2 separate regions of the Mus musculus genome follow, and region 1 is linked to region 2. A link is a contact called in ENCODE Hi-C or POLR2A ChIA-PET data. All regions are on one chromosome and are shown on one strand. The core of a region is the stretch at or near the end of the contact, and the rest is flanking DNA. Distances in the headings are between cores, read along the strand shown.

Region 1 (3,236 bases), core at 476-2,975, 170 kb after region 2:
CAGCATATTCACATCATTAAAAATAAAATAAATCCTTAAAACATGTTGAAATTAGAGGTAGGTGAATTGTCAGTGTAATGCTTTTCTCATACAGAGTTGCATAAGAGCATTCATACTACATACTAAGACCATACACAAATGCATTCTCGGTAAAGGTCTGATGAGCAGGCTGTCCATTAACTAGGCAGTACTCATCTAGTTATCAGTAAATCAATCAACCTAAATGAGCCTGTAGAGAACTTAACACCAGTGTGTGTAAAACGCTGATGCCAGAAACAACACAGCAAGGACACCATCTCCTCAAAACCTTCTCCACTCGCACTATTTATTTGAAAAGCTAATTGTACTGGCTCATAAAAATTCAGATACCCGCTTACATAACCATTTAAAAGGTCCCCACACACCATTTAAAGGCTGCTTACAAATTCAAGCTAAACAGTTGAGTACAAACTCACTCGTGGGCCACAAAGCACGTACTATGGAAAGAGATTCTTGCATAAGTAGGCATAACAGACTAGTTCAAACTAGGCTCTCTGCACCCGTCAGGCTTCCTTGACAGCACCTCTGACAGGTCAGGACTTCTGAATATCTCTCTGAATTTCCTGGGTAGCTAGTCTCCAGAGGCCCTGGGAAGGTCATAAGGAGTTGGCTAAGCTGAAATTGGTGGGCCTGGCTGTCTAAGAGCGCTCTTCGTCCTGTGGAAAGATCTAGAAATGGTCGAATGCAGAAGCTCCTGTGGTCCTTAAGATTATGTTTTGAGCTTCATGAAAGAAGGCCGCTGGCAGTGATCTGAGATTGGGAGGCGGGGGTGAGGAAGGCAAACGTAGGCGTGGCAGGTAGCCCTAGGGTATGGGGGAAAGGGCTGGCCAAATTCTAAGTCTTGACCTGTACTTAAGAGATGGAAGCAGGAGGGCCAGGAATGTCATCCTTGGCTACATAGCCTTTGAGTGCAGCCTGAGCTACAGAAGACTGTTTCAAACAAACCGTCCCATGGCTTAGAGACCTCCTAAGGTCCCTCCCTGACCCGGAACAGTCAGTCCCAAACATCTTGGGTCGGAGCTAAAATAGCAACTGCCTAACACAGGCCTTTCTTTTAATTGCTACCCCTGTCCCTCCTCCACTTCAGCACAGCACATCTTTGGCCCCGAGGCAGCAGCTGTGTGGCTCGGCGCCCGGCACTGTGCTTCAGCTGGACTCTAAGCCACTGGAATGCAGCACTTCCTGGTTGGTCCGGGATGTTGGTGCTGTCGCCATCCCGGTCAGCCCACAGTGCTAAGGAGCTCAGGGAGCGCGGGACGATCTAGCGGGAGCGAACAAATCTACTGAGCCCGGGACCCGAGGAGGTGGGGTGGGGTGCATCCTACAGAGGACGCCCCGGATCTGCAGGGACTTGAGAGTGGAGTGGGGCTAGGACATCAGCAGCTGACCCGGCTCTGCTCTCAGGGTAGCGGTCCTCGCCTGCGGTCAGTGTGCGCGCGGCTCTTGCCAGCGCAGACACTACAGGAATTAAGACTATGGGAGGGACTCCAGGGTTCCCAAGGGAACTTCAGGGACAGGGCTGGTGAGAGGGGCAAGAGAGGCGGGATGAAGCACGAGGACCGCGAACGTCCTGCGGGCTCAGAAGTCCCGCAAGCCTGGCCCCGGCAGCTCCTACCTGCGGGCCTGGGGCGCGGGCACACACTCTGCGGCGGCGGCGACTTCGGGGGTCCCCGCGCAGCTGGCGCAGCTGGGGCCGCGGAAGAAGGGCGGGCGCTGGGACTCGCCGCCCGGAACTCGGCCGGTCTGCAGGGTGGGGCGGGGCGGCGCCGGCCAGCCTCGGTGACAGCCTCTGCCGCCGGCCTTCCTCCATGCCTCGGTTCTAACACTTTCTTCTGTCCAAGTGTCCTAACTCAGCCACAGTTATCCGCGGGGCGCAGGGGCGCACGCAGGCGTTGTTCTTACCAAGTTCACTTCCCTGGTCTCTGAGCCCAATCCTTGTCCAAGACTGGCCCGCAAGTTACAAGCCAACAGCGAGCCAACTGGTGAAATATTCCTGCCCTGAAGTGACTTGCTTAATTAGGGGCTTTGTAGAGGTCAACTGTGGCCTTCCTGCAAATCCCACGGGTAGGTCTTGGTAGGTGTTATTGCCTGTTTATAAGGAAACTGAGGCTGGCAAGTAAAGAACCAGCCTGACCCTAAGCTTGCTGGAGCCAGCAATCTCTTCAGTCCCCAAAACTGCCCGTGCTTGTCCCCCCAGACCCCCCTTCTCTCTCTCTCTCTCTCTCTCTCTCTCTCTCTCTCTCTCTCTCTCTCTCTGTGTGTGTGTGTGTGTGTGTGTGTGTGTGTGTGTGTTGTGGCGAGTGTTCGGTTGGTTAGTTTGAAGTTAGGTCTCTGCTGTATACCTGGTTGGCCATGAAGAACAGGTAGAACTCAAACTACATGATCCTCCTGTCTCAGTCACACATCGCCCTCACACTTCTCACTCCCACTTGCCATCAGTACTGGGTCTAATTCAGAAATGTTAGAGAGAAAAGTAAAAATAAAATGGGAGGAGAACGAGAAAGTCCCATTACCCCGATGGAACTGTCCGCACAGTAACTTTGCCGTTTTAATACACTTAAGAGAGTCGTCATCAAGGGAAATCCAGTGGCTGGGTGGTGTGAATAGCAATCCTTTGGGAATATAATTTTGAACACAAGTCAGTTCCAAAACTGGTTGCACAACACTGCTTCCAGCCAAAACCCAAAGATGCAACAGTTAGTTTCCTGTACATCAAATTGCTGATGCTGTTGGTCTTTTGAAATTGTTTATTGAGTATTATACAGTGAGACAGACCCAGTTACATAATGTCTTACCATGCCCATGGCACTGCATGAAATGAAAAATATAATATTTCTGTCCAGACAGAGGAGGAGTGAAATTATAGCGCGGGGCTCAGTTTTCAAGTAACCTGGAGCTGCCCAGCCCTCCCTGACTGCATTCTTCTCTTTTGAGCACATCTTTCCTAATGATTGCAGAGTCGGGCAGCCGTCACTCTTTCCTTGTTGACAGAAATAATTGATGCCTTTTGAATCCTATGATTCTGACAGATTTTTGCAATTATATGCACAGCCTTCTGAGCAAACAGGGTCTTGCCTAAGAGGGGTTTGGCAAGACTATATAACAAGGAAGTAACTGAAAAGCTGCATATGTCTCCTTCCTCCCTTCCTCCAGTTTATTAATTTCAGATGATTTGATAAGTGTGTGCCTAGGAGTAA
Region 2 (3,257 bases), core at 549-3,048:
TGGGCATTTGATTCATAACTGTGGGGGTACCGGTACCTATGTCTTAGAAGCAAATATACACATAAGATTCAGTATGTTTTTCAAAACAGAGTCATCGGTATTTAGGAATGCTAAGGTTCCAGCCAGAGAATGTTACTGGGAATTCTTCAAGAATTCTGAGTGACTAGTTGTTATTTTTTATTTTATTTTTAAAACATTTATGCACAGGTGTGTGTATGTGTGTGTGTGTGTGTGTGTGTGTGAGAGAGAGAGAGAGAGAGAGAGAGAGAGAGTATGAAAACAACTTGTGAGACTCACTTGTCTCTTTCTACCATGTGAATCCTGGAGATTGAATTCAGAGTATTGCTCTGGGCAGCAAGCATCTTTACCGTTTGGGCTATCTCAATGGCCCGTACTTTATTTTAAAAAAGGACTATTATTGTATATATGGAGCATAGGCACACACGCTACAGCCCATGTGAGGAGTTCAGAGAACAACTTTATGGAGCTGGTTCTCGCCTCCCACTGTTCTTTCACATGGACTCTTGAGACCGAACTTAAGTCAGCAGACATGTGTGACAACCACCTTTTACCCACTGAGCAAGTCCCAGCCAGTGTTCATTTTCAAATCCCCAGCTTATAGAACACAGTATCTTCAGGCCACCTTTTATAGGAAACCGAAGCTTCTTAATGACAGCTAGAACAATAGAAGAAAATGCAGCTCTTTCTTTTGATGTGTATTCAGAAGCCCAGAATGCTATGCTCTGATAGACACATCAAGCCTTTTGACACCAAGGCAGGACATTGTCATCGACTAAGGCTATGCTGGAGAATGGTAAAATGGAGTTAGTGAAAACCCTCTCATAGTGCTTTGTGTGAGTTTAACATTTTGCATCAGGCTGACTTTATAGCTATCCTTGACCACAGGCTAGATAGCCCACTAGGCAACATGTACAGCGAGAGTCCCAAACTCTTAAAGCTTCTGGCTTTGCTTAGGAATACACGGGAAAGAGAGAAAGCTTGAGAGAGATGCTGGATACCTCACAGTGCACAAATACAGTTTGCTTGAGCACATTCTCTCTGCTGGCTAATTCTCAAGGGTCATCCTGCTTAAACCATTTATTATACCTAATGGTCATAGTTCGTCTTCTTGTGAACAGAGGAAGAGACCCTTCTTGTGAGAATTTTCTCTGTTCTAATGGTCAAACCTGACAGGTGGGTCTGAATGTCCATATATTCATGACAACACAGGGCAGAAGTGACTATCAAAGGGACCATAGTATGAAAAGTCAATGGCTGAGAAATGAGGCATTTGAGGGAGACTGCTGCAATGCCAAGGATTACTCACTAGATGGCAAACGTAGTTTGAGTTGGGAAGAATACAGAGAAAATGTGAACAGCCCTGGTTACTGCCTTGGTTAGGCGACAAGGCACAGTCTTTAAATGGTAAACAGGACACAGGAGAAGAACAGGAAGCCCTGAGCTACTTTCCCACAGTCCACATTTAAAAGACTGCATGAACCCAAGTGGACACTTAACTAAAGTATATTCCTGTGAGACGTCCCATAGTCATTCCAGTGATGTCCACAGTACCCCACCCACGTGCTAATAAAGCAAGTCAGCTGAGCTCCTAGCCAGGATGGAAGCACTTCTAGGTCACCTTGTTCATTGGAGCTGCCTGGCTCTGCAGTCAGAACCGGGTCTCATCTGCCTCTTCTTTCCCAGACCGTGGCCAGGAAGTGACCCATAAGCTCTGTGTCTTGCTCATTCATGACAAGCTCATGACCTGGGCTGAGGGCTGACCTGCTCCAACACACTGGGTGGAGGTTCACATAGCTTTCTATTTGGGGCAGCCTTCAGTAGAGAACCCATGCTTTCAGTGTGCTCTGTTGGCTGGGAGGATGGGGTTGGAGTCAGATTAAAAGAACATTTCAGCAAAAAGTAGGTCAAACTATACTTGATATTTTTCTTAATTATATTTCATTTGAATTTTCATTATGGTAAATATATAAAATGTAAAATTGGGCATTCTGTCCACTGTGAGAGTCTTCATCATTAACTGTGGTCCTAATTTTACATGATGCCTTCCATATTCAAAGCTTTTCATCATCATCACAGATAGAATTCGCTTCATTCCTACCCCCCAGCTTTCATCCCCCACCTCCCACTCCCTAGAGTCCCTGGCTATCTCTAGTTTACTCTACCTGGATTTTGCATATATGAGGAATCACATGAGGCTTGTCCTTTTTGGTCTAACTTGTTTTCCTTAACACACTACCCTCAAGGTTCACCCATACCGTGGCATGCTTCACAGCTCCTTCAGCTTTGTGGCTGAATATTCTTCTGTATTGTGTGTACACGTTCATCTGCTAGTGGACTGTTGGGTTGCTTTGCCTCGTGGATGTTGGGAATAAAGCTGTTATCAGTGTTGCATTATTAGCCCTCTGAGTTCGAGGCCAGCTTGGTCTACAGGGGGAGTGTCAGGATAACTAGGGCTACACAGATAAACCCTGTCTCAGAAAATAAACAAACACAGGTTTTTTTTTAATTAAAAAAAAAAAAAAAAAAGAGTGAGCGAGTGAAAATTGTTTTTTCATCCTAAGCAGAATTCTAGAGGAACTAGAACAAGCCCCTTCCCACTTCCTTTCTATTTATTTTATATGATTTCTAAAATATATTTATTTGTGTGTGTATAAGATTTTGTGCATATGTGTGAACGCACATGTATGTGCCTACATATGTGTATGGAAGCCAGAGCCTAACTCACGTGTCCCCTTCAGCACCTGTCCACATGGTCATTAAGACAGAGTCTCGCTGACTTGGAACTTCCCAGTTGGAGGAGGCCAGCCAGTGATCCCAGCGATTCAGCTGTTCGAGGCCCCAGCACGGGGATCATAAGTTTATACTGCCATGGCCAGCCTTTACCTATAGATTGTGGGGATTAAACTCAGTCTTCATGCTGGTCTAGCTCCAGCTTGACTGACTTCTCTCCACCCTATGGGTGTAGGCTTTTGGAAAAGAATACTTTAAGGCCTTTGGTTGTCCTAAAGCTGCTTGCACCTTTCAAAGAAGAGTAGCAGCTCCCTCCAGGTAGGTGAAGGCCTCTCCATCCCCCCCTGCCCTTCTTTAGGAAATCCTCTTCTTCTTAATGCCGCTTCCCTCATGCCCGAGCTCTCTGCTGCATGGAGGGCAGTCAGGAGAAATGGCTTCAGCTCAAGGTTGGGTCTCAGGACCTGAAGGAACCACAAAGAAGCTTCTGCAGCAATGAGCAGTCATTA

What was found. A loop is a pair of places that touch in the nucleus more often than their neighbours do. ChIA-PET counts read pairs that join two places held with the same protein, here RNA polymerase II (POLR2A).
Region 1: a loop to region 2 is called in a map of heart, with 2.6 times the contacts of the local background. The contact joins the promoter of Pld1 here to the enhancer-like site in region 2. A Hi-C loop is called at or near these places in 1 of 37 maps with a recorded cell type or tissue (heart). POLR2A ChIA-PET finds 5 or more read pairs at or near these places in 1 of 5 experiments (Patski).

What each region holds. Positions count from the first base shown.
Region 1 is chr3:27,937,169-27,940,404 of GRCm38, reverse strand. Pld1 (phospholipase D1) reads right to left here and starts at 1,725. Exons shown (of 27, transcript NM_001164056.1): 1 at 1,655-1,725.
Region 2 is chr3:28,106,017-28,109,273 of GRCm38, reverse strand. All of the region lies in intron 21 of Pld1 (phospholipase D1), which reads right to left. Among named protein-coding and RNA genes, the nearest start is that of Gm42196, 69 kb to the left of the region's middle. Within about 2 kb of position 1,798, at least 1 of the 3 ENCODE cell types and tissues checked has a DNase peak (open chromatin) inside an H3K27ac peak, as active enhancers do; it is heart, where a contact is called at or near this core.